Regions from separate parts of the Homo sapiens genome. Here regions 2 and 3 are each linked to region 1. The links are chromatin loops, found by intact Hi-C in ENCODE. Cell type or tissue: heart right ventricle. All regions are shown on one strand.

Evidence for each region. Peaks named below come from ENCODE experiments on the same cell type or tissue, not always from the same donor. Only the 100,000 strongest peaks of a DNase experiment are listed, where the experiment ranks them.
Region 2: it touches region 1 in a loop (2.9-fold over the local background); 20 of 110 quality-filtered maps call a loop at or near these places.
Region 3: it touches region 1 in a loop (2.5-fold over the local background); 12 of 110 quality-filtered maps call a loop at or near these places.

What each region holds. Positions count from the first base shown.
Region 1 is chr18:55,857,701-55,865,700 of GRCh38, reverse strand. LOC107985183 (a long non-coding RNA gene) reads left to right here and starts at 4,812. Exons shown (of 3, transcript XR_001753452.2): 1 at 4,812-5,071; 2 at 5,658-5,693. It overlaps LOC105372131 (a long non-coding RNA gene), which reads right to left and starts at 2,715. Exons shown (of 3, transcript XR_002958213.2): 1 at 2,388-2,715; 2 at 1-117. RefSeq lists an enhancer at 7,114-7,613. In heart right ventricle, a CTCF peak has its summit at 4,256 (motif pointing right); a DNase peak (open chromatin) is centred at 1,740; H3K4me3 peaks cover 913 bases; H3K27ac peaks cover 3,056 bases.
Region 2 is chr18:56,559,757-56,567,756 of GRCh38, reverse strand. No RefSeq gene overlaps it. Among named protein-coding and RNA genes, the nearest start is that of TXNL1, 75 kb to the left of the region's middle. RefSeq lists an enhancer at 3,924-4,425. In heart right ventricle, a CTCF peak has its summit at 3,945 (motif pointing right); no DNase peak of the experiment used is centred here; H3K27ac peaks cover 1,400 bases.
Region 3 is chr18:55,339,676-55,347,675 of GRCh38, reverse strand. All of the region lies in intron 8 of TCF4 (transcription factor 4), which reads left to right. Among named protein-coding and RNA genes, the nearest start is that of TCF4-AS1, 110 kb to the left of the region's middle. In heart right ventricle, a CTCF peak has its summit at 4,032; no DNase peak of the experiment used is centred here; H3K4me3 peaks cover 138 bases; H3K27ac peaks cover 5,352 bases.

The DNA.
Region 1 (8,000 bases):
TATTTTAATGTGGACGTTTCAACTGGTCTCATTTCCTTAACACTGAGAATAGGTATAACGATCAGAGGAATATCAGATGATATAGTGAGTGATTTCTGGCCTTGACTTCCACAGTTGCTGTCATGAGAAATAAGAAAAGGAAACCAATGTATTATCTAGGAGCATTTTTTGTCAAAGAATAACTGGCATTATTGGTGATATTTACTATTGAATAAAGTTATTTTAAAAATATTTCTGACTGAAAGAGTAAAAACATGAAAGAGATTCTTTCCAAGTACTTTGTAATTCCTTAAAAAGAAGTCACCCCACTTCATAATCATGGAAGTCCTATATCAACAATGCTTAGCTCCAGGAGTCACAACCCAGGTGAGGTCAATTTTCCATCCCAATACTAAATAAAGTAAGCAGGAAAATGAACATTTCACGTTAAGATCGAGAGTAGCTTCCCAAAGTAGAAATGAGTTACCAGCTTCAAGCACGTGGCAAATCACGGCAAAACCTTAGGATTGCATATCAAGATTAACCCTGAGTCTGGCTGTAGGCAATTTTATTCTGATATTCCTCCACCCTGCTGTCTCACTCCTGAAGTCAGTAGCTCACACATACACACACTTAGAGACACACAGTCACACACACGTGTGTGTATAGGTATGTTCATATAAATGTATATGTTTAGGTATACATACACGCTGTGGATATAAAAGTGTTACTTGCATTTAATTTAAATAATAATGCCCCTGGCATTCTTTCCTGGGGTTTGTTGACTGGCTAATAGCAAATAAGGGGCTTTGCATGATTAATTTCAGGATTTTATGAATCTCTAGGATATACTTTTCCCTGAGATTTTCACTACCATTATTAACAAAAATGTAAAGTTCAACATCTTCGAGTCCAAAGGGCACAGATTAGTTTTATAAGAAGTATAGTTTCAAATGGGTCCCTTCCAACCTCTTGATGACTCTTTCCAATGAAATGGCATAGATTCCCTCTCAGGAGATGAATCTATTTGTAATTATTGTTACTACATATTTTTCTTGAAGTGCTATGAATCAATCTAGTGAGCAAAGCCTTACATGTAAAAGTTTCCTCTTCTCCATTTTCTTCTCCAAGTTCCCAAAGCAAAGGAATGGCACATGAATGAAAAAAAAATATTTCATGCTGCAATTTTTTTTAAATTGCTATATGGGCAAAACAGGTGCCGAAATGTGAAACCCTTTGGAGGAATTTTCTCAGTAGAACAAATGAGTACTAACACTACCTTAAAATGAAGCTGGCTTTAATGTGGAATGTCATACAAATGCAGTGCCTATTGACAGATTATCCATAGATGACTGTCCCAAAAAGACCAAAAAAAAAAAAAAAAAAGTATACTGTCACTTTAAGAAAAAATAAACTAAAATATGAACTACCAAAAACCCTGCCATTTCCAGCCTGGGCTTGATTAATGATTTTTCTATCTAATAAAAGGTTCACAAACCATCTGTTTTTCTCCCTAATGCCTTGCCCAAAGGTTTTTCGTTCCTATTTCAGGCTCGGGGCCAACTGACATTCCACTCTTTTTTTTTTCCCAGCCTTGTAAACAAACCCTTCTCTCTTTTTAATCTTCCAGTGCTGTTTCCTACCCATCGTTATGCATATTCATTGCGAGTAAACATTTTTAGTGTCTACACTTAATCTCTTCCACTGGCAATTACTGTTCTATGCTGTTTTGTAATGCAGAAGGGCCAACGCTTTCCGTTCTAATAACAGCTGGGCCGCAGATGGGGCCTGCAGTCATTGTAGAAAATAAAAATTTACAAGATGCCAGTGGAATTTATTTCAGTTTTATGGAGTCACAGGAGGAACCTTTCTGTTATCCGCCTTCAGTGAAATCTGCAGGCACAAGGCAAGCTTTTGACATTTAATCAAAGGGGGGTTCAGGTAGGGTCTGGAACAACGCAAGGAAGAAAGCAGGTGGATCGTATTAGGCAGTGCCATGGTTAATTTATTTAGAAGTGATTGGCTTAGATGTGTGCAGCCAATATTTGACATCATGTATATATCTTGTTTAGCATCCTGCCTCTAAATTGTTACCACTGGAGAGACAGTGAGCTGTCACTGTGGACCGAACCAGGTGTTTGGTGGGGTTGCTACTTAGAGGTGCTGATGCAGATGGCACTGTACTCACCAAAGACGAAGCTTTTTGTGTGGTTTCTAAAAGTTGATTCATTTTTACTTCACTGCATCGTTCTCTGAACTACTGTAAGTGCCTCTTCAGCAGAACCCCAGAGCTTGCGGATGGGCTTTTGAATATGGGCTGCAACCTTTAATTTAACAATGTGGTTTAACTGGAAATTTTCTGTTATACGACTCGAGTACGTGAAAATGGATTTATTTGCGAAGCTTACATTTCCGATGTGCGCTGTTACGCTGATCCAGGGTGGGATTAGGACGGTGCCGTGACATACTGAGCCGCCCGAGCTTGGTGGTTAAGAGCTAACTACGACTCCCGAAATGAAAGATAAATGGTCACACACACACTATAAAACTGCAACCCAATTTAGATACGACGCCGTTTCTGGAAGGATTCACTGTGGTTCTTGAACCCATCCTGCTTGATCCTCCACTCTGTAATCCTTCCTTACCCCCACACCTTTCCCCCCAAGTGCGGAAAGGGAATGCAGGAAACCCACCCAAGGACATCCCATAATTAATTAAGTAAATGCACATGGCTTTCTAGACTGGATGAAACCTATGCCAAAGGTGCTTATGTTTTCACATTTGGGGCCCTCTTTTGCCACACACCTTCAGCCGGTTGCCTAGCAACCAGGAGAAACCCACTGAGCATGCTCACTGAGGAGCCTAATTGCTATCACAATTTACTTTTGTTGTTGTTTTTTTAAAGCCCATTAACCAAAACAGGATGCTTTCCTTTTTGAAGGACAAGTAAGGTCTGCATGAATTTCAAAGGCAAGAGAGTATATTTCGATACCAAAACAATTCAATGCAATCCCAGGTATGCAGGCGGGTACAGATAACAAACATAAAAATTGGAGCAGATTGACATTAAATAACGTATAAATTCCCATTTATTCAGATTTTTATAGACTCATTTCTTTTATTCTCTTTATCTTTTCTGATTGTGGCTTTCTTTTTTCTCTAAGAAAGTCATTAAGAGGGAAAAGTGGAATTTAATGTCATATGATCAAGTACATTAAGAAACTTTATTAAAGAATTTACATTGATAGATAGCATTTTTTCTTCCATCCTTCCTTACCTTCCTTTCTTTCTTCCTTTTTTTTTCTTTTTGAAAAATTTCCTGGTGGTTCCAAGTCTGTGGCTACGATTTAACTCAATCTTTTCACAAAGGGCAAGAAATAATTTTGTGTATCTCAGAGAGAAAGGCAGTTTTTCCCTAACTTCAAGAAAAAACACATTTTATGTTAGGTTAATCTGATCTATTCATTTGTTGAAATCTTATTACAGTTGCATGATTTTTTCCAATTTCTAGGTTGGTATATAAAATAAAATATGCTTGGAACACCATCTATTTAACTACTTTCATTACTAAACAGAATGCCCTTTCACAGGAAATGTTATGCATGGTTCAAAACTACATCACGGCGTTTCCCTATTTCTTTTCAAATTTTCTAACTCATTTGGGAAAATTAACTCTTGTTCTTTTTAACTCTACATATTTTATATAAACTACCTTACATTGCGTGAATCTAGGAATTCTAATATGGGCACTGGCTTTTTAACTAATTCCATGACCCGTCTCCTGTCCAGCTAGTCCTATGGAACCAAACGTGATGCACTTATTGGTATCAAATGGCTTTCATGGTGGGAAAGACTGGTAGGATAAAGCTCTCCCACCCTCCTTTGGGAACTTGACAGGTATCAGCAAGGAATGAAGATGAAATAAGCTCCCGAGATGAGGTAGGGGCAGTGTTCTTATCTAAGCCTTAGATACAGAACAAGCCTCACCTCCTGCTCCAGCCTCCCCTTCTCTCCCAATCCCTCCCAACTTTTTATTTTCCTTCAGTGGCCAAGGCATTCCGGGAAGAAAATGTTGCGCTGGTTGTGCTACTGGTGTCAGTGTCAGAAGAGCACAGAGCTAACTCACAATGCACTGGTACTGTTTCCCTGAGGACAAATTGGTGTGGTGTGTGTGTGTGTGTGTGTGTGTGTGTGTTTTCCCAAACAATAGTTCTTGTGTATGTGTGAGCCAGTAGTTTTGCCATTCCCTCAGAGACAGCCAGCAGAGGGAGCAAATTTAGCACACAGCAGTATTCCCTAATGTCCTAGCATTGGTAAGAATTCTGGAGGACATACTATATACGAAATTAATAAAATCAAATGATTTCATTTCATTTCATTATGATTAACCCTGTTATGCACAGAAGCAGGTCGAGCAATGCGGGGTAATGAAGAACTAAACGAGGCTAATTGGCTCAGTCAGGATACCTCAGCTTGGTGGTTGTGAATACGATGATATAGCTGGTAAAATGGCACTTGTTTCCTTTTTCCTTCCAAAAAAACTACTAACAAAAAATTTTTAAAAAACACATACACATATACACACAATATGTGTGTGTTTTTAATTCCATGGCTGGAAATACTTATGTTCCATTTATATAGTTTCACATATGTTCTTTAATATGTGAATACATATATATATATATATATATATATATATATATATTCTTTAGGGAAATCTTTCTTCAATTTCATTCATGTTGACAACTCTTTTTCCTCTCTTTCCTCTCTCTGTCCTCTGTTTCATTGGTCTCTCTCTCACACACACACACACAAACACACACACACACACACACACACACACACGACTCTGCAACAGTTTTAGTCCTCAATGCTTTGGAGCTACTCTAATGTTTTGAGAGGAAAGTAATTTTTCAATTTCTGTTTTACCCCAAACCTAACAGGTGACTGGCCTAAAGGGACTTTGTTCCCCATCCCCTGCTTAATGCTGCTGGCTCACCATAGCTCTAGTGATTCAGAATTTAAATCGAATGCGAACATTTGCGAGTAATGCAGGGAGTGATGAGAGCTTTTATGGACAGCAAGAATTGAAGTAATTGTTTGGTCTTTTTTTCTCTCTCTCTGTCAAAGTAGGATCAGAATTGATTGTTTCCTCTCACCTGTGGTCATTTTCCTATTTTAGAGCATTGATGATATCTGGACCCATGTCGTTTTCAAGTTTTCTAAACCTTAATCTCTAGAAATCCTGTAGAGTGTGTCAAATTAGAACTCCATTCCAGCAAATACATCTTCACATTTCCGTGCTGTTAATTCAAGGCATTCATTAGAATGTAAGGCTCTTAACCATTTTCACTTAACGATATGGATTTTCTCCTCACCCCCTGCATCTGTGCTTTTCCCTGTTCCTTCCTTCCCGCCCCAATCTCCTGATACATTTCAAGTACTTATACTCTACACCCTCCCCAAAATTCTGTTGTCTTCAACTTGTAAAAATCTCCATAACACACCTATCCCCTCTTTAGACAAAACCTGACATTTTGGCTTGTGATGGCAGCAAAAGTGGTACACTAAATTCACATGTAAAAATCCAAAGTTTAAGAAAAAAAAGTGCCTAGATTCTAACACATAATATGCTCTTCTCTTAGTTATAAAAGGAAACTTTTTCCTTCTCTTTTCAGGTTCGAAGCAAAATGGCACAAATACAGCGGATAACAGTAAGTGATCAGATTTCCATATAGACTGCGTGCAGGCAAATTAGCAATCAGAAGTTCCTAACACAGTGGCTGTGTTTGAAGACTCAAAGAATTGCAAAGCAATTTTCCTTCCCAAAGTGCATTTGAGTCATTCCTACAACTGTACAGAACCCTTATTCATAGAAATCTTTAAAACTCCAAAAAATTGACAAATTGTTTTCTTTTTATTAGAAAAGGGGAAACTGTATGCATGCCTACTAGCTTATTACAATTGAAATTTCTTTAGGATACAGAGTGTGTGCAATAAATGATCGCACAGTCATCAAAAACCACACATAGAAGAATCTCCTACTGTCTTGATAGACAACACAGATTTTACAAAGATTTGGGTAAAAACTGTACATATTTTCCTCCTACAAAAACAAACATCTATATGCAAATTTCATTAAAATAAACAGAGGAGTGCTTAAACTGGGAAAGATGGAGTCAGATGTTTTTTATTATGGGTTTGAATGCTATGGAATTGGTAACTACATTTTTTTATTTTTTCAGTAGAAAAAAATCACAAGATATTTTAATAATGCATACCTAACGTTTATTTTCTTATTAGTAATTGTTATAAAAACAGACCGTTTTGCCAGCCTATCTGACTGCACCTGTTACTAGATATTTCCAAGAGACTCACTCACACACCAATTTTGCCTGCGTGCACTGGGTGTATTTCCCGTTGTTTTGATTATACAGTCAGGGCACAGGCAGCTTGCATTCAAAAAAGAAGGCACATTTTATTCAAAGAGAGAAAGTGATGTCCTTGGAACTTCAACCTTAATGAAACACTTTTTAAAAGGACACACTGTTTGGAATGAGAAGAGATCCAAAGAGAGAAGGATGGGTGCGTGATAGAAACGAAAGGAAAATGGATTCGATTAGCAAAGCAAGACTACAGTATCCCAAGAGACTTCTAAAAAATCTGTATGAAGTCATTACAAGCACACAGTATAATCTTGCGGCGTAGATGCATGCTTCAGAGTGCAAAGAAAGTTTGCCCTCAAGATTGAGTTTCTGAGGAATTAATTCTAAATATTCCCTCCAGTCTTAGGAGTTTTCAGTCCCAAATTGCTTAAATGATGATTAGCTGAAGTTCCTCTGACTAATTTCGGCAGAAGTAACATTTCTAGCTGGTTGATTTGGGCATCAAAACGAACCAGTGTCTCCGGACATCTGTACTATAGAGACACCCTTATGCTAAAACCCGACTCCAGCACTACCCTTACAAAAATAGCACATTTCCGTTCATGCAGAACGGTGATTAGACTTTCCCAACACAACTCATACTTTTTAAAAGGCGCGTCAGAATTTTAAAGTGCATTAAATAAAGGGCATTGGCACATTAATGCAGCTCTCTTTGAGGCAAGATGCCGCATAATTTCCGCTGAACCGTCGCACAAACCTTCAATAAAGAAAGTTCGCAAAGAAAAAAATATATACCCATGCCACATCCGATGCATAGAACAGTGTCCTTGGGAATTCAATAACACTCTATGTCTATAAAACTAAGCCTTTAAGATGCTTTGTTTTACATACTTAAGGAGGAGCGAACGTCCCCAGGGCACTGTTGTTTTGTTACCTTATTTTAAATATTCTGTTTTTCTGCAGCTGTCTGCCTACATGGTAGGACTACACAGGGTATTCTGCTGGGTGATTTTTTTTTAGAGAGGTGCTACTTTCTTCTACATCTAAACATGCATTTATAAGAAACAAATGGCTTTCTGTATTGAGGGCTTTCAAAGTGACCACGGTGTTGTAAACACGCTGGAAGAGTTGCAGCAACAGTGTGACAGGTGGATTAGCTCTCGCTTAGTTTAGCCTCTTGCCTGCTCATCTTGGGCAGCTGTGCAGACGTACCTGATGCCACAAAAGATAAAGACTATGTGCGTAGAGAGTACCAGCATTATGTTGAGCACTCAGTTTGCGGTTCTATGTCATGGTCTTCAAGCCTGTTAAAAGTGACACTGAAAATACAAAATGGGGTGGCACGTAAGACCCAACCCCAAATTAGGCAGTTTTTCAAGACTGGAGGAGACGTCTCTGAATGGCTGCAAAATCATCGATAGCAGCTGGAGAGACTCGTTCAGGGGATTTTACTCCACGGTCGAGCATATTTCAAAGTTTAAATTCTTAACAAAAAGAAACTGGGACCATAGGAAAAAATCTTTTTTAGGAGGAAAAATAGTGACAACCAAACATCTCAAGAGTTTTTATAGTCTCTTTGGGTTAGAAAGAAATGTCTGCTTCAGTTTGCCATCGTTTTTCTATTTACTGAGCCTA
Region 2 (8,000 bases), 700 kb before region 1:
TCTATAAACCCCCGATGGTGGGTCCCTGGGTACTGAGCAACATCTTTGTGTACCAATGTGACAGCTGAGGTCAATTAGAGTGCTGGTTAGCCATCCTCAAATCTAAACACTCTGAAAAGGTGTCCTTGATAAAGTGCCCCAAGCTCAAGGGTCTCTTTTCCTGGTTGGCCTGGGTCAGAAAGAATTGCAAAGCAAGGCCACTTAGCCAAAATCTCCATTCTACCCACTCAGGTTCTCTTAGGTCATCCCCCATGCCATGCCCTGCCCCCAGGTTGGGGCTATGGCTTTATTTGATTCTGGGCATTGTGAACAGTTCTTGCTGGGACTGTCTTCCTGTGTCCATGGAACATGCAGTATTGAAATCAGCACTGCTCAAAGCGTGACCCACCAATCAGTGGCATCACTTGGGAGTTGGTTAAATATGCAAATTCTTGGGCCTCATCCCACACCTATTGAATCAGAAACTCTAAGGGTGGGACCAGCAATCTGTGCTTTAAGGAGCCCTCCAGGTGATGCTAATACACTCTAAAGTTTAGGAGCCCCTGGCATATGGGATGATTTCAGGGAGTACGAGGTCTCCCTCCACCTGTTACACACCAGAGCTTCTCCACAGTTTCAAGCTTTGGGTCTTGCAATATGCAAATGCCTAGGAGCACTTTAAGCTGGCATCAGCTATTTATATCTTAATATGAACAGTTTTGTATTTTGCTGGCTTTACTAGAAAAACTGACCTAAAATGCTGATTTTCTTGGGAGGATTCTCTCCAGCTTTTGGTGGAAAATGGTGCCACCAGGAGGAAGCAAGGTACAGAGGAAAAAGTTCCTTTGGGTTACAGTTTTCCTTAGAGCCAGCTTTATGTCTTGTCGTTGGAGCCAATTTGCAGACGAATGTCAGGAGGCTAAAAACTTCTGGGCAAATAGAAAAAATATTGAAGGATCCAACATATTAATCAAGGAGGAGTCTGCTTAGAGTTGAGAAAGTGTAGATTAGTCAGTGTATCCCCAAAATGTTAAGGAAGAAAAGAAGCTAATTTGGGAAATTGAGTGGGACACATCTAAAAGGGAATTTTGTTGCCCAGAAATAATTTACTAGGGGTTCTTTAAAGGCCGTTTTTTTTTTTTTTTTTTTTGAGATGGGGTCTCGCTCTGTCACCCAGGCTGGAGTGCAGTGGTATGATCTTGGCTCACTGCAAGCTCCGCCTCCTGGGTTCAAGTAATTCTCCTGCCTCAGCCTCCCGAGTAGCTGGGATTACAGGTGCATAGCCCAGCTAATGTTTGTGTTTTTAGTAGAAACGGGGTTACACCATGTTGTCCAGGCTGGTCTCGAACTGCTGACCTCAGGTGATCCACCAGCCTCAGCCTCTCAAAGTGCTGGGATTACAGGCATGAGCCAAGGCTCCTGGCCTCTCCAAAGGCTTTCTTTATCTCTACCATAGAAAGAAAAAAGAAAAAGGTTACAATCAGATTTTGCCCACTACCACTATAGCTTGCATCGTTTGTGGAGATAGAGGGGAATTTATATTTTCCTTGTGGTGGAGCTGAGCAATTGTCTTAGAAGCAGCTGGCTTTCCTGGTGGATTGAACATGGGAGCCAGAGACAGGGAGTCTGGCTTTCTTAATCCTTTCTCCACCATCAGTTCAGCCAAGCCCCGCACAAGTCTCTTAACTTCTCTGTGATTGTTTCTTCCCTGTAAAACAGGAATAAAAACGTTCACCTGCCCCTCAGGGGGGACTCTGGGGGACTGACTGGTAGATGACAGGACTGCCCTTTATATTTTCAATGTGCCACATAAAAGCTGTTTTGCTTGTTGGGGCAGTCTTTGTTTGGTTTCTCACAGAGCAACCTTTAATGGCGCTTGAGAAAATCAATTCCATTTGTAAACTCTATCAAGTAATCACATGGAACTTGAAGCTTTAACTTCTGAAACTGAAGTTGCACAATAGGAAATTGCCAAATGTGGATATTATAGGAATTTTAACATGCTGAATGTGGCCTTGCGTTGGATAATAATGGTATTGAGGAATGTGCAGCTGTTTGTACTGGAGTGAGTAGTCCCAGTCCTTGGAGAGCAGGGAATGGCAGGAACTGCCTCTAACTATTGTAATCTACAAGATTATCCCATTAATCATATTTGTCTCTGGGAGTACCTTAGTTCTAACTCTAAGTGTTGTTTTTCCCTTGATGCATCACATGCAAGAAAGCTTCTAATTGAAAACATTACAGGGACAAATTTCAAAATGTTTCCAAATACAAGACGAGTTTTAACTGCCAATAAAATAAAAGTAAACTGCACACATCAAAACCAGGTCTGATTAGATTTTTTTGGCTTTTCTGTTTCTTTGCATTTTTTTAAACCTACAAACTGTTATCATATATTATGATCTGGATCACCGCAGTTTTTTCCTTAGATATTTCTCAGGCCTGCATTCATCACCAGACAAAATGGCTAAGAGTTCCAGGACTGTGGGCTAGCCGGGGAGTGACCCACCTCTTCTCTCCTTTCCACCCAGAACGAAACAAGATCTAGGAGCTGCAGGGTAGTCTGAGGACAAAAATAAAGAGCACATTTAAAAAATGAGACTCAGATGCGTAAGTTTGAGATGATAGATTTTTATTAATGACATAATATCGGAAGACATTAGTCCAGTTGCAGCGTGTTTCAAGGCCCAGGCAGCTTCCTCTTCAGCAGCTGGTGTGACTTTTCATGCTGTTTCTGGAGCTTTCTCCTACTGAGAAGCTGTACAAATTTTAGGGTATGTGTGTTTCATCTCAACAGCTACTTAAGAATATGGTACTATATTGATCCCAGGATTTAAAAATATGCTCTGTGCTTTTGCATGTATCTCTGTAATGAATATATGAGCTGTATATGTTCTTACACACACGTACCATTCATGCAGTTGTTTTTAATATACATCAGAGCTAAAGACCAAATGCTGACAGCGCTGGAAATGAATAATACGTTTATTAACTTACACATAAACCTCAAACAAAGGAGATGACTTTTTGTTTATCTAACAAGCTCTGAATTGATTACAGACCCAAAGTGGCAGTTAATATGTAAAAACACATTTGTAATTGGTAAGAGTATTTGGTTTCTTGGGTCATGTATTTCAACTAAGTGGTCCAGTAAAACTGGTACTTTCAAATTTGAACTATATTAGATGAAAGTATAGAGGGAAATATAATATACTGTTTTTGGAACTGAACTATAAAACCAGAAGTAGGAGTAGTTGTTTCATGAGTTGATAATTCTTAAGTCTCTCTGTTTCTTGAGTCAGGGTCTTGCTCTGTCACCCTTGATGGAGTGCTGTGGCATGATCATAGTTCACTGCAGCCTCAAACTCCTGTGCTCAAGGGATCCTCCCGCCTCAGCCTCCCAAGTAGCTGAGACTACAGGTGCGTGCCACCATGCCCAGCTAAGTTTTGTAATTTTTTTGTAGAGACAAGGTCTCACTGTTTTCCTCAGACTGGTCTCCAACTCCTGGCCTCAAGTGATCCTCCTGCCTCGGCCTTTCAAAGTGTTGGGATTATAGGCGTGAGCCACTGTGCCCAGCCTAAAGTTTCTTCCTTTAAAATGGATCACTACAGTGGGCCAAAGCCAGAGAGAACTGTGTGCAAGTCCAGATTGTCTCTTACTGGTGGTGTGATCTGTGGCAGTTCACTTCAAGGCCTCAATGCTGCTGGCTTTTCATTTTGGTAGATGGCAAGAGCCACCCATGCCTTATAGAGTGTAAAGTGCTGTGTGAAGTGTTTCAAGGACTCCACCCCAAGTCCTGAAACAAGGAGCAGAGGCAGCCAAGGTCCTGGTACTATGCATGAGGTGTGAGGCACATTTGTCCCCTCCACCTCCTTGTGCTGTGGTCTAAAATAGAACGGCAACATCTGCAGCCCCGTGTCAGGGGTGTGGGACAGTCTGGTGAGGGCCACCAGGGGGCTGACTGGCTGCAAGGGGCACAGGCAGCCACATGGCGGCCAGCAGGGGAACTGGGCCTGATCTGTGGGTGTTCCCAACGGGGTCAAATTGCCTGGTGTCAAGTTACCCTGCTTCTCTAATCCACGGGTAGCGGGTAGCGGATAGTCAAGGGTTAGAAATAAGCACTGTGTGCAGTCTCTGGTTTTAGCCTGTAAGATTCCACTGCTTAGCTTTTAGGAGGGGAAGGAAAAGCAATTGAACAGTGAAGGGATAGGGGAATGTCCGCAGGCCCCCTTCCCATGGCAAAATTTCCTCTTGGTGGTACTGTCCCCTGCCAACTCTTTTCTGCCCAAATATCATGCAAGGGGGAGGGGCTATGCAAGAGATGAACAGAAACTCCGTTTATTGTTTTCAATCTCAGCTTAGCAACCATCTCCTTCTGAGAGACTTCCCTGAGTCCTTTAGTCTCCGCCACCCTTAGGACTTACTGTAATTGTCTGCTCACTCGTCTCTACCCCAGACTAGATTGTAAGCTCCAGGAGGGCAAGGATTGTTCCTTTCTTGCTGAATCCTAGGACCCTGTACTCAACACGGACAAATGATCCCAGACATTGGAGTCCAAGGTGGCTGGAATGCGGTATAAACACGTAGGGAAAGGCCTTCCCAGCTTTGTCCTCCCGGTCCCTCGAGTTGAGGCAGTTTCACTAGATTTTCCCTCTGAGCCCAGGTCTGGGGGGTCTCAGGAGCTGGGGCTCCCAGGCTGGTCCTGTTGGTCCCTGTGTCCCCGGGTGCACCACAAAGCCTTTTCTCCCTGGGATTCTGCCCGGGGCATTATGTGGAGTGGGTCCGTACTCTTACCCATCTCACAAAACCTTGCAGTCTAGGGGGAATCTATGAAACCTCTCTCCCTCCAAGCTTCTCTTCCCTGGGAGGAGCCAGCGGGATTGAGAGCCTTGGAAATAATCTACTGTTTTCTGAGAAGGTTGTTGGGTGGCTACAGCAGCAGCATGAGAAGAGGGTATAGCAGTAGAAAGCAGCAAGTGTGAGGCTGCAAGCATTTACAGGAAAGGCAATTGGTCCTGGTGATCGGGAATTGAGAGTTTTGTGTTAGTTCCTCCCAGAGCACAGAGCCTTAATGACGAAGACATCCCCAGCAGCCGGCTGAGTGACTGCAGGGGGAGGACGAGCCATGCATGCTGGGAGGAATGGTGTGAGATGAGCCACTCCTTTATGCTGAGAGAAATCGGGACTCACAATTCAACCCATAAATACTGTAGATAATTTTATGTAGAAAATCCTGTAATTCATTGTCTATGATCAATTTCACTGCTAAGTACAATTTAGCTAGGGACATATCCTTATTGTGTAATATAATTAAAGTCCAATTTCAGAAGTGTAACTGGTTATTTTGTGGAGAGGAAATGCTAAGAACTGGGCAATAGCCAATAATCATAGCTACCATTGGTTAACTTCTTTTTTTTTTTTTTTTTTTTTTTGAGAAGGAATCTCGCTCTGTCACCCAGGCTACAGTGCAGTGGTGCAATCTTGGCTCACTGCAACCTCTGCCTCCCGGGTTCAAGCGATTCTCCTGCCTCAGCCTCTGGAGTAGCTGGGATTACAGGTACGTACCATCATGCCCGGCTAATTTTTGTATATTTAGTAGAGACGGGGTTTCACCGTGTTGGCCAGGCTGGTCTCAAACTCCTGACCTCATAATTTGCCTCCCAAAGTGCTGGGATTACAGGTGTGAACCACTGTGCCCGGCCGGTTAACTTTCTGTGTGCCATGCCCTATTCTAAGTGCCTCGTGCATATTAACTGAAAAAATCCTCATCATAAGTGTATGAGGCAGGAACATTTATTACCCTCATTCCACAGTTGATCAAACCAGGGACATTTGCCTAAAGTCACGCAGCTGAAATGGCAGAGATGGGATGTGGACATGAGGGCCCATGCCCTGAGCTCCCTCTCACAGGAGAACCCTGTGGACCTGACAGCCCTTCCTGGGATGCTCAAAGAAGAGGGCAAGGGTCTGCCCTCTTTCTACTAATCAGGCCAGCAGTCAGGAGGGCGGGAGAGTGATTACCAAGGCTGGCATGCCATCACCTCATTTTCACAATGGTACTGGAGTTGTCTTTCAGTTTACCTTGGAGCATTTGAGCATCTTCCCTCTTTCTCCAGTTTCTATTTTTGTTACCAGAATTTACTCAAGGTGCATTATGAATAATTGATGGATGATTAGAAAATCCAAATTCCAGCCTTTTAGCATCATCTTAATTTTTTTTTTTAAATTGCAACAGTGACATATAAGCAGAAAGAATACCAGTTTTTCTTTCCTGCTGCCAAAAAGCTTCCTATTAACCTCCTGTTTTTCATCTGAGTGATTTTTTTAGAGGCCTCAATGATTTCAAATTTTCTGTAGTCCTCTCCTGTATGATTTGTGTGGCTGTGCTCATAGTTTTTAGAATTTCTTCTCTCTCTTAAACTTAAAGATAACTGCCTCCTTGGGTTAGGCAATGATCCTAGCTCAGCAATGTATAATAGAATGATAATCAACTCTCCAAAAGCTTTTATTGCAGGCTAGGGAGAAGATGCCTGTGAGTCAGGAAATGTGATTGACTCCTAGGCTGGGCTCTGCCACTGATCCCCTGGGGCAGCACTTCCTCTTTCTGGTCCTCAGTTTCCTCACCTAGTAAGTAAGGCGTTGGACTATTTGATAACTCAAGTTCCACAGCTCTAAGCAGGTTTTATGAAATTGCAGGGCCGTGTTGAACTGCCTGAAGCTCTTTTGTTGAAAGAGAACTGAGGTTCTCTTTTTCTTCCCTTTACCAGTCTCTGAACTTTATCTTCTTCTCCGTTTCTTTGATCTGTGTGTCTGAACTGAGACGGCTTATCCAGCATGTCTTCTCTGCTCATCACCAGTAAAATTCCCCATGTTTTTTCCCGATTCTCTGATCAGGTAATACGTTTCTCCCTGCCATTTCCTGTAGTCTATTCCTAATGTCTTCAGATTCCATAGAACATTCTGGAAACATTAACTGTCAAAATAGTTAACAATAATGATAGTTCCTTTGTATACTCTTCTGAGTGCTTTCACATACATTTTCTAGAATCTCTGTCACCAACTAACACAGAACTTTGTTCTTAGTACACGCTAGGTAAATATTCAGTAAAAATGAAATATGTAAAAGGAACCTTCTGATTTTACACATGAAGAAGCTAAGGCAGAAAAGTGAGCTAACTTACTCAAAGCTACAGTGAATTGGTGGTGAAGAGCTGTTCTCAGGTTAGCGCTCATTCCACTAATCCAGACGCCCTTTTGAATCCCAGATGCTGGCATCCAGTTTTCTTGTCTTACGTTTTGGCTTTGGCAAACAGAGTCACCTGCCCCTGCTTGCATTTAGAGGAAGACTCATCATTTCATGCTGCTCTGCTCTTCTCTAGCGGGTGAGGTATGACTCTGACTAGATGGGTACAGAAAGCATGGTGTGGCACCAGCATGCTGCCTGGCACAATGTCCTTGCTTGATAAAAAATGATGGGGCAGAATAGATGAATGATTGACAAATCCACAGACCTGGAATTGAGTCTAGTTACCAGCCAGGAGAACATCTGTAGAATTCCTAGTTTAAATCATTTCACTCCATTGTGCCTCGGATCCACAAACATTCTAGACTGTTCATATGTTTTCAAATACCTGCCATTTTCCAGAACTGTCTTATAGGCTGCCTTAAAGAAGTGGCATTAAACCAACACACATCTAGCAAACTCCACTTATGTTGGAGGACATGAATCTTGATGTCTCTGTTACTGTTCTGCAAGATTGGGCTGATAGGGTCAAGAACACAGCATAGGTAATGAAATTCTTCAACCATCTGCAAATCCTTACATATTTACAGCTTTCAGCTTCTTTTTTTCCTCTAAAATGTTTTCTCACAACTGCCGACGAGAAGCAACACTGATCAATGTGGTTTTCAATTTCTTTCTTTTCCTCCTTCCTGCCATGCTGAGAAGGAGTCTAGTAGTCAAATACCGAATACAGAGGCTGCAGGTGGGAGAAGGACAGAAACAAAGAGACACCCATAC
Region 3 (8,000 bases), 520 kb after region 1:
GGACTTCTGCCGCCATTAGGCTGGGTCTTCCTCCCAGGCAATCAGGAGAGAGAGGGGATTGCCTAGCCCTGTTTTGAAAACACTGCAGCATCTGTGGGAGAGAGAAAACGTAGGCCTGGCCAGACATCATGCCATGGATCTGGCAGGATCCACGAATGTGTGTTTGTACTGTGTGCTGCACCTAGAGACCTCACGTCACTGTGGAAGTATGACACGATGGTGGGATAACAGAAGACCCACCAGGCAGGGTCTACAGGACAAGCACAGCGTGTCGGGGGGAAGCCTGTCCCTCTAGTGCACATAGACCAGTACTTGCTAAGGTGATTTTTTTTTTAAAGGAAAGCCTGTGTGAAAGACAGCTATCTAATTGCCCACGAGAGCTCTGCTTATTACTGCAGTACATTTTTATCTTCTCGGTTCGTATTTTAGTATGTTGCTCTTTTTAGTCACGTCCCAATTTCTCGTAGCCCTCGTTTTTTGCGAAGACCTTAGTAATAAAGTGTTGTCTTTTGTTGATGTCAGAATTTATTTTGCATGTCTAAGCTCTTGAATCTACATGAGAACATCTTGTTTTGCTAGATTTCTACATTTTGGTTTTCCATTTCAAACCATATTTCATCTTAAACTCAATATTTTGCAACTTTACTGCTCATTTCAACAAATTTGTTTTATATAACCTAATAATCATACACATTGAATCATGAATTCATACACAGAAAAATGTACTATAGTAAATTAAAGTTGGAAAAAAATGATTTATGATTCTTAACAGAAATTAACATGAAAGTACTAAAATCTAGAAAGTAGCAAAAAATTTTATATTGTGCTGTTTTAAGATACTTTCATCAAACACAGAAACAAAGCAAAGGCATTATCTTTTGGAAACTTTATTCTGCCCATCAACATGTAAACATGTAAAACTTTTATCTTAGAATTTGAAATATTTCAAAATTATATACGTTTTATCAGAAACTGTTAACAACTACAAACTTTCTACTTCAGACTTTGGTGGAATTTGTCTCCACTTGTAATCCGATTTGCATCTTTAATGATGGTCTCACCATGACCCCAGTTGGAATCTCTTGAACATCAGATTTTTCTGGAAATAGGATATTTTATCCTTAGAAATAGTTTATGACCTCTCATCTCCAGTGATCTTTCCTAAAGCTGTACTTCTCAGTAAAGTCTTTTTTCTACGTTAAAGTACAGAGGGGTTTTGTGTGTCTGTTTTGTTTTAAAACTCAGGAGGACCTGGCAAACTTTAAGTGGTCAGAGATAATTTGGGACACATGGATCCCAAGATAAACAATTTCTACTACTATAAAGATTCTAAAATAAGGTTTGGACGCTTCAAGAATATTTGTGACATTAGTTAATCAGTAGGTAGGTTTGAAAAATAAAAACAATGTGTATTAGATATTAGGTTCACCAATTTTCATAAGGAAAGAATTCTTAAATAAAATGAAATATTTAAGTATGGATTAGAGTTTCCTTTACAGAAGCAATTATTAGGGGTATCAAGAAAAATGAGTAATGCTAATGGCCTTAAATGTCCTATGTATTTTGTGTTATATAAAAACTTTCCTATTTGAAGATTTCAAACATGATGTTGAATCCATATCTTGAGCTATTTAGGGAAAACCCCTTTTATCCCAGGTGCTTGAAGAAATCACAAACAATTTAAAAGAGATATTGGTAAACTGTTTTTTCCTTATTAGTGGGCTGGAAATTATGTATGATTTAAAAAATCAGTACTGAACTCAGAAATATATAATTTCCTACATCACTTTTGAAATTGATCATAGGGAAATCAGAACGATGCTTTTTCATGTCAACAAATTTTAACAAGTAATAATACAATTTTCTTTAAGATGAAAGTTTTATTGAAATATGATATCGATCACAAGTGAACGAAATATCAGCCATCTGGGCTCTATCCTTTTTAGGAAAGTCTGGAAGTAGCCGATTGTGTGGTAAGACGTAAAAGGAGGAAACTCTTCAAGGTTCATCCCTGCAGGGATAGATACTTTGTGAAGAAGTATAATTGTTAAGTGTTTAAAATATTAAGATAGCTCTCAGTATTCACTTTTAAACTTAGTGTGCCCATTTTCTAATTAAAGATATTGGAATATGAGGTTTGGATATTAAAATTGTGCTTATTAATGTTTAGGCAAGAAGGAGGTTAAGAGTGGCACAATTAAGTCATCTCAAATAGGACAAAACTATTCACACAATTTACACGGCATATATAACATGACAATGGGGAACAGTGAAAGCTGAGAAAATATTCATGACAGAGAAAGTATTTTTGTGTGTGTGCAGTTAATGCTGAATTTGCTAAACCAGACTTCTAGTTCAGCATGTGCGTTTTTTTTTTTTTGTGAAAACCAATCTTATCTTCTCTATTACACATTGAGACTATAGAGTTTATGATTTTTATGAATTGCTGATATATGAAAAAATATAGGAGAATCTTTATATTTGTTTTGATTGGAGGCTTTTGTTCCATTAAAAATTTTTCAGAAAGCACACAAGAGGCTTGCACATACTCAACATACATACTATTAGGCATTCTAATATCCCAGAAGTTTGCTCAAGGATTTCTGAATTTTTGTTTGGAATTTTGGAATAATGAGCTCCTTCATCCACTATCCTCCTCTTCTCTGCCTTGAAGCCCAATCCTGCACCCTTTAAGAAAGAAGGCTTCTGGTGTGCATATTTTAGATAGAAAGAGAGAAGAAATATAAAGGAAAAGACAAGCATGAAGGTTAACTGTGGATGAAAGGTTTGTGTATTTTTGAGCTATTCCTGCTTTATCTTTACAAACAAAAAGGTTGTATGCCCCAAACACTCAAACAAAACACCACCAGTTCATTCCTTCCCCCAGAAAGAAGCCTTCCTGGCCAGCAGCACCCCATTTTTCTACTCAGTGATCTCTTCTAAGGAGTGGTGCCTGATGTATCTTCCTACTCTCCAATGTGTTTTTATTTTTAATCAAGTATTCAAAATAGTATTTTGCATGCTAAGATTTATCAGGACTTTCGTTAAGATGTTAGCAGCTGCTAACATAAACAATAATAGCATTTAGTGTAAAACTGGACTTGTTGAGAAAAGAGAAATACATTTCTGGGAACTGCTATTTTGAACTTTATCATTTTCACTGAAGAGTATATTTTGGTGTGAAGTTTTGGACTCGAGAGTGGTTTAAATTACTGAGAAGTGTAGGAAACCACTGCAGGGCTGCTTTACCCAGAGAGAATTATAACAGGGCTTGCATGTATTTTGAAAATAAAACCTTTTTCTATGGCATCCAGCTTAACTGTGAATTTATATTTACGAAATAATGTAGATAAATGCCTTGATAATTTGATTGAATACCATTTTTTAACTTTTAAAATTTAATTGATTGAAATAGTTTTATTTGCTAACATAGCAAAATGTTCTCCTTTTTTCCAGATCACTGACAATTTCTGCATTTTCTATGTTTTCTTGGTTTTGAATAATTCTAAAGGTTTTCATTGAAAGTAATGAATCAGGAATTGGAGGGCTAAATAAGATTCTCTTAGAAGATGTGGCAGTAATCCTAAAAGAATAAGGAGTCTCTTCAAGAATTGTCAAAGTTGTATTTTCTTAAGGCAGAATCCATACTTGTCAGGCTGTTGACAGACACTTGCTTTGTCTTGGCTTTTGTTTGATTTTTTACATAACTGCACTGGATTATTAAACTGAACATAAAATTGCACCTCAAAGCAATAGCACAGGATTTTCAGCCTTGATCAATTTCTACTATCCCCGGATGTGTGTGTGCACGCGTGTGTGTGTGCACCCATGTGTATGAGTGTGCTTCTTTTAAAGGAATAGGAGCTTTTATACAATGTGGTGCAAAACTTATAGTTTTAAATACTTAATTATTTTATCTGGAAACAGCAGCATGTGAGTGATTCTTTTTTAAGTTGCAGCTGCTGCATAGGTGTAGAGCTATTTGAGGAGTTTGATGCTTTACTTGAGCATATACTCCCTCTTCAGAGAAGTTAAGGTAGTGCAGAAGTTTCTGCATTTTGTAAAATTTCAGGGTTGAAAATAAAGATGCTTTATGATTTGGTGAGATGGATAGATTTCACTTCTGAAAGAATGTGCAAGTTGTATTTTGAAAGGAACATTTTAAGAATTCTACTTAAGTGGTTTAGTGACACCCACTCTTGTCTCTTGTCTGACTTTGTCATCTGAGGAATTAATCATAAATAAGCCACTAGGGATGAAACTTGATATATAAGTGCTTACTTCCAGAGTAATAAGAAGAGGAACTGTGTGTGTGTTAAATTTCACTAAATTTATTTTGATTATTCCGTAGAGCAGGAAATAGGAACATTTCGTAGTGAAGCTCTCTTCATAGCAAACTGTAAAGAAAATTTCTCAGTGTGTTGCCATATGTTGGCAGTGATTAAAGGGCATTTCCTTTGTGAAACATGGAGCCATATTAGAAAGACTTATATTTTCTCATAAAAATGACCTTTGCAAGTACATTTAATCATGAAAACTGGTGTCATTCGTCACATACACATACAAAAAGTGTCACTGTTACCATTAGGGATTTTAGGAAAATGCTACTTTGGAACAATTATTTTGATGGCATCTGAGAAAGAATACCTAAGTGTCTACAGGAGCCTCCTCCCTCCATGGCCCATATCATTCTAAATATGCCTCCTGAATTACGCTTATAATAATATTGTAATGTCTTTCATTCTACCGATTGGCACAGTATATCATTATATCATTAGCTGCTATGAGAAAGCAGTTTCAAGTAGGTGGCAGATTCTTAGCATTAATGTTTTCAAGTAACCCTGTTTGGAGAATTGGGTTGTTTCACAGGTGCTCAGGTACATTAACACAGTACAATAATATTTTCTGGCTTGCTTTTTATGAAACGAACTTGAAGTACAAAATAATTTAATAACAAGTGGAGTATAAAAACTGGAGCTCTAGCTTAAGAAAGTTTAATAACTCAAGACGTTAAAGGATAAGAAAAAAATTGTCTAAGGAGGCAGCAGTGTTTAGCTCATTTTGCGTTACTACTAAAGCTGAAATTTATTAGGAGAATGTTTATGGCCTGATTATTTAGACTTGTTGAGTTAGTTTAAATTTTTTAAACGATTTGGTCAAGTAGAAAAGCACAGTTCTGTATCTATTGTACTATTTGAAAGTATTGTTACATAAAATAAATTCGAAATTCTGCCATTTAATACTCAGGCATATGATTCAGGAGTGAAATTGCATTGCCAGAACCTTGGGGTCCCTCATGTATCTTAATATGAATTTTATTTTTAGAGGTGTATAAGACATTGGCACATATAATCTGTGGCTTAATTGATAACAGCAAAGAAAATGGAATTAAAAATATTTATTATTAACAGATACAGTTGGGATTACAAAATTCAAACTGCAGTCAGTAATTATTTTACAAATAAATGCTATTTCATTTTCCCTTTAGTAAATATATCAGTAACTTCACCCAATATTGATGTAAGTGAAACCCGACAGTAACAAGCTGGGAGTGCCCAGGTAGAAGGGGAAAAAAGCATGTTCATTTATTCATTCATTCCTTTCTCCGTTTATACTTATTCAAAGAGTATTTTTCATTGCAGCTAAAAACTAGACACACCATGTAACATGGAACATGTCTTTTTCTTCTATGTATTCTTATTTAAATCGTGGAGCTTTTCAACTGAGATTCTTCACGTTTAATGAAATTTGCAGTCTTGTGTCACTTGCGTCACAATTTGTAGGAATAACCTTAGCATTTTAAAGAGTATACCGTGTAGCCTTTTGAGAAAGTCATGCATTTGAAAAATAAAATAACCCACAAAGTGTAACACATGGACTTTTGTCCCTTAAGCTGATTGCCCTTACTCACTTGTCACCACCTTTACGAGAGTGAGGGATATGTTTTAGATACATTTTTTTTTGTCCTATAGAAACCAGACTCACTGCTTTACTTATGCGTATTACTCTGAAATATATTTCCAGTGAATGAATATAGTAGTAAAAGTGGTGTAGCAAGGTAGAAAAAACACTGCACTAGACATAAAAAGACCTTTCAAGTATAACGTCTGACAGCCTCTACTTACACACCCAGTGGCCTTGGTTAGGTCACAAACCTGCTTCTCTGTCTACAAAGCAGGTATAAAATAGTGCCTGCATAATAAGGTGGTGTCAATATACTGATAACAAACCTTTATCAAAGTACTTATTCCATGCCAGAGTACTTATTCCATGTTCTAAGTGGTACACTATTACATCATTTGCATCTATTGAATCATTTATTCCTATAAAAATCCTGTGAGATGGGTACTACTGTTTATTCAAGAGACTTAAAAATGAGACACAGAGAGGTGAAGAAACATGTCTGCGGTCACACATAGTAAGTGGCAGAGCTGGGAGTGAGACCTGGGCAGCCTGTCTCTAAAGTTTCTGTGTTCTTAACCATAGTGCTGTCTATGCTGCCTAGCGTTTCAGACACTCTGTAGACCAAAAAGCTCTCTACAGCAAGGTTGTCATTAAGTTAGCAAGTATTTGACTATCTACAATAAATTAATATTCAGAAATTTCATTTCACTGTAGAGTGATCATCAGTATCTCTGTATAGTCATGTCCTATAACTTTTGCCCAAGCAAATCAGTATGCCAGGCAGTCCAGGGGAGCATCTGTGTAAACAAAGACAGTATAATATAGTGGTTAGAGTATGAAATCTGATCAACTGGGTTTTTAGGGGGCTATGTCACTTCCTAGCTACACAGTTATTTGTAAAATAAGTACTCATTGGGGTTTGAATGCATTTATGTAATATCCTTGAATGTTACATACTATTGTTACACATAATAAAAAGCACTGTCATGCTATTATCAGTAACAAGGTAACTACCTTTCATTTGGCATTTGAGAAACAAATCTAACATGGCAGCCTACTTAGGAGTAGTTAGCAGTAGAATAGAAACTAAGACCAGGGTCTCAGCTATGTTCAAAAGAATTTTACCTAACAGAGGTCACTTGCTTTTTCTGAAATTATGTAATATTGCTTTTTTTTTTTTTTTTTTTTGAGATGGGGTCTTGCTCTGTCACCTAGGTTGGAGTACAGTGGTGCAATCATAGTTCACTGCAGTCTCAAACTCCCAGGCTCAAGCGGTCCTCCCACCTCAGGCTCCTGAGTAGCTGGGTACACAGGTTCACAACCACCACACCTGGCTAATTTTTTTCTTTTTTTTTGGTAGAGACAGGGTCTCCCTGTGTTTCCCAGGCTCTGCAAACCCATCTCTATCAAACCAAGACACGTAGTCAGCCCTTTTAATCATTAGACCTAGTGGTCTGCAAAGTTTGTGTTGGAAATACTTTATCTTCTCTCTTTTGAACTGGTACATCGGCTGTGATGCCCGGAGCTGCTTATACTGTGGTTCCCTTGGCCAATAATTTGTTTATGCCTAAATCAGCCTTGCCTCTAAGTGATAAGGAGATACGTGCTTTTTCTTTTGTTTTGTGTCAGTGGTATTCTCTAATAGGCCGGGAACGGGTCTGCCCAAGTGATGCACAGCCCCTTGGTGGGGCTGGCTATAGATCCCCCCGCAAAACTGAAGGTTAGGCCTAAGATATTAGCTTTGCCTGGCAAGATGAAGATGTGTGGACTAGGTAGACCTGTGTGGCAGTCTGTTTCTTTTATAAAGTAAACAGAGTTCAGTTTGTTTAGGACTGCTTAGGTAGATTTCTTACACTGAGCAGGAATATTTGTACAGATGTTTTAAGGTAAAGTCAAAGAATGGCTAGATTGTAGCCTTTGACGCATTATAATGTATCTTTTCTCAGTGCCCCTGTTGAATTCACAAAAGAAAAGGTATTTTTGATCATCGGCTATGAGAAACTTAAAACACTTTTTTTTATATATAAAGGCTGATTTAGTTAACTCTTCTTGCATTTAAAGAAAAAAACATCTGCTGAAAGTAGGGAGGGGGGAGG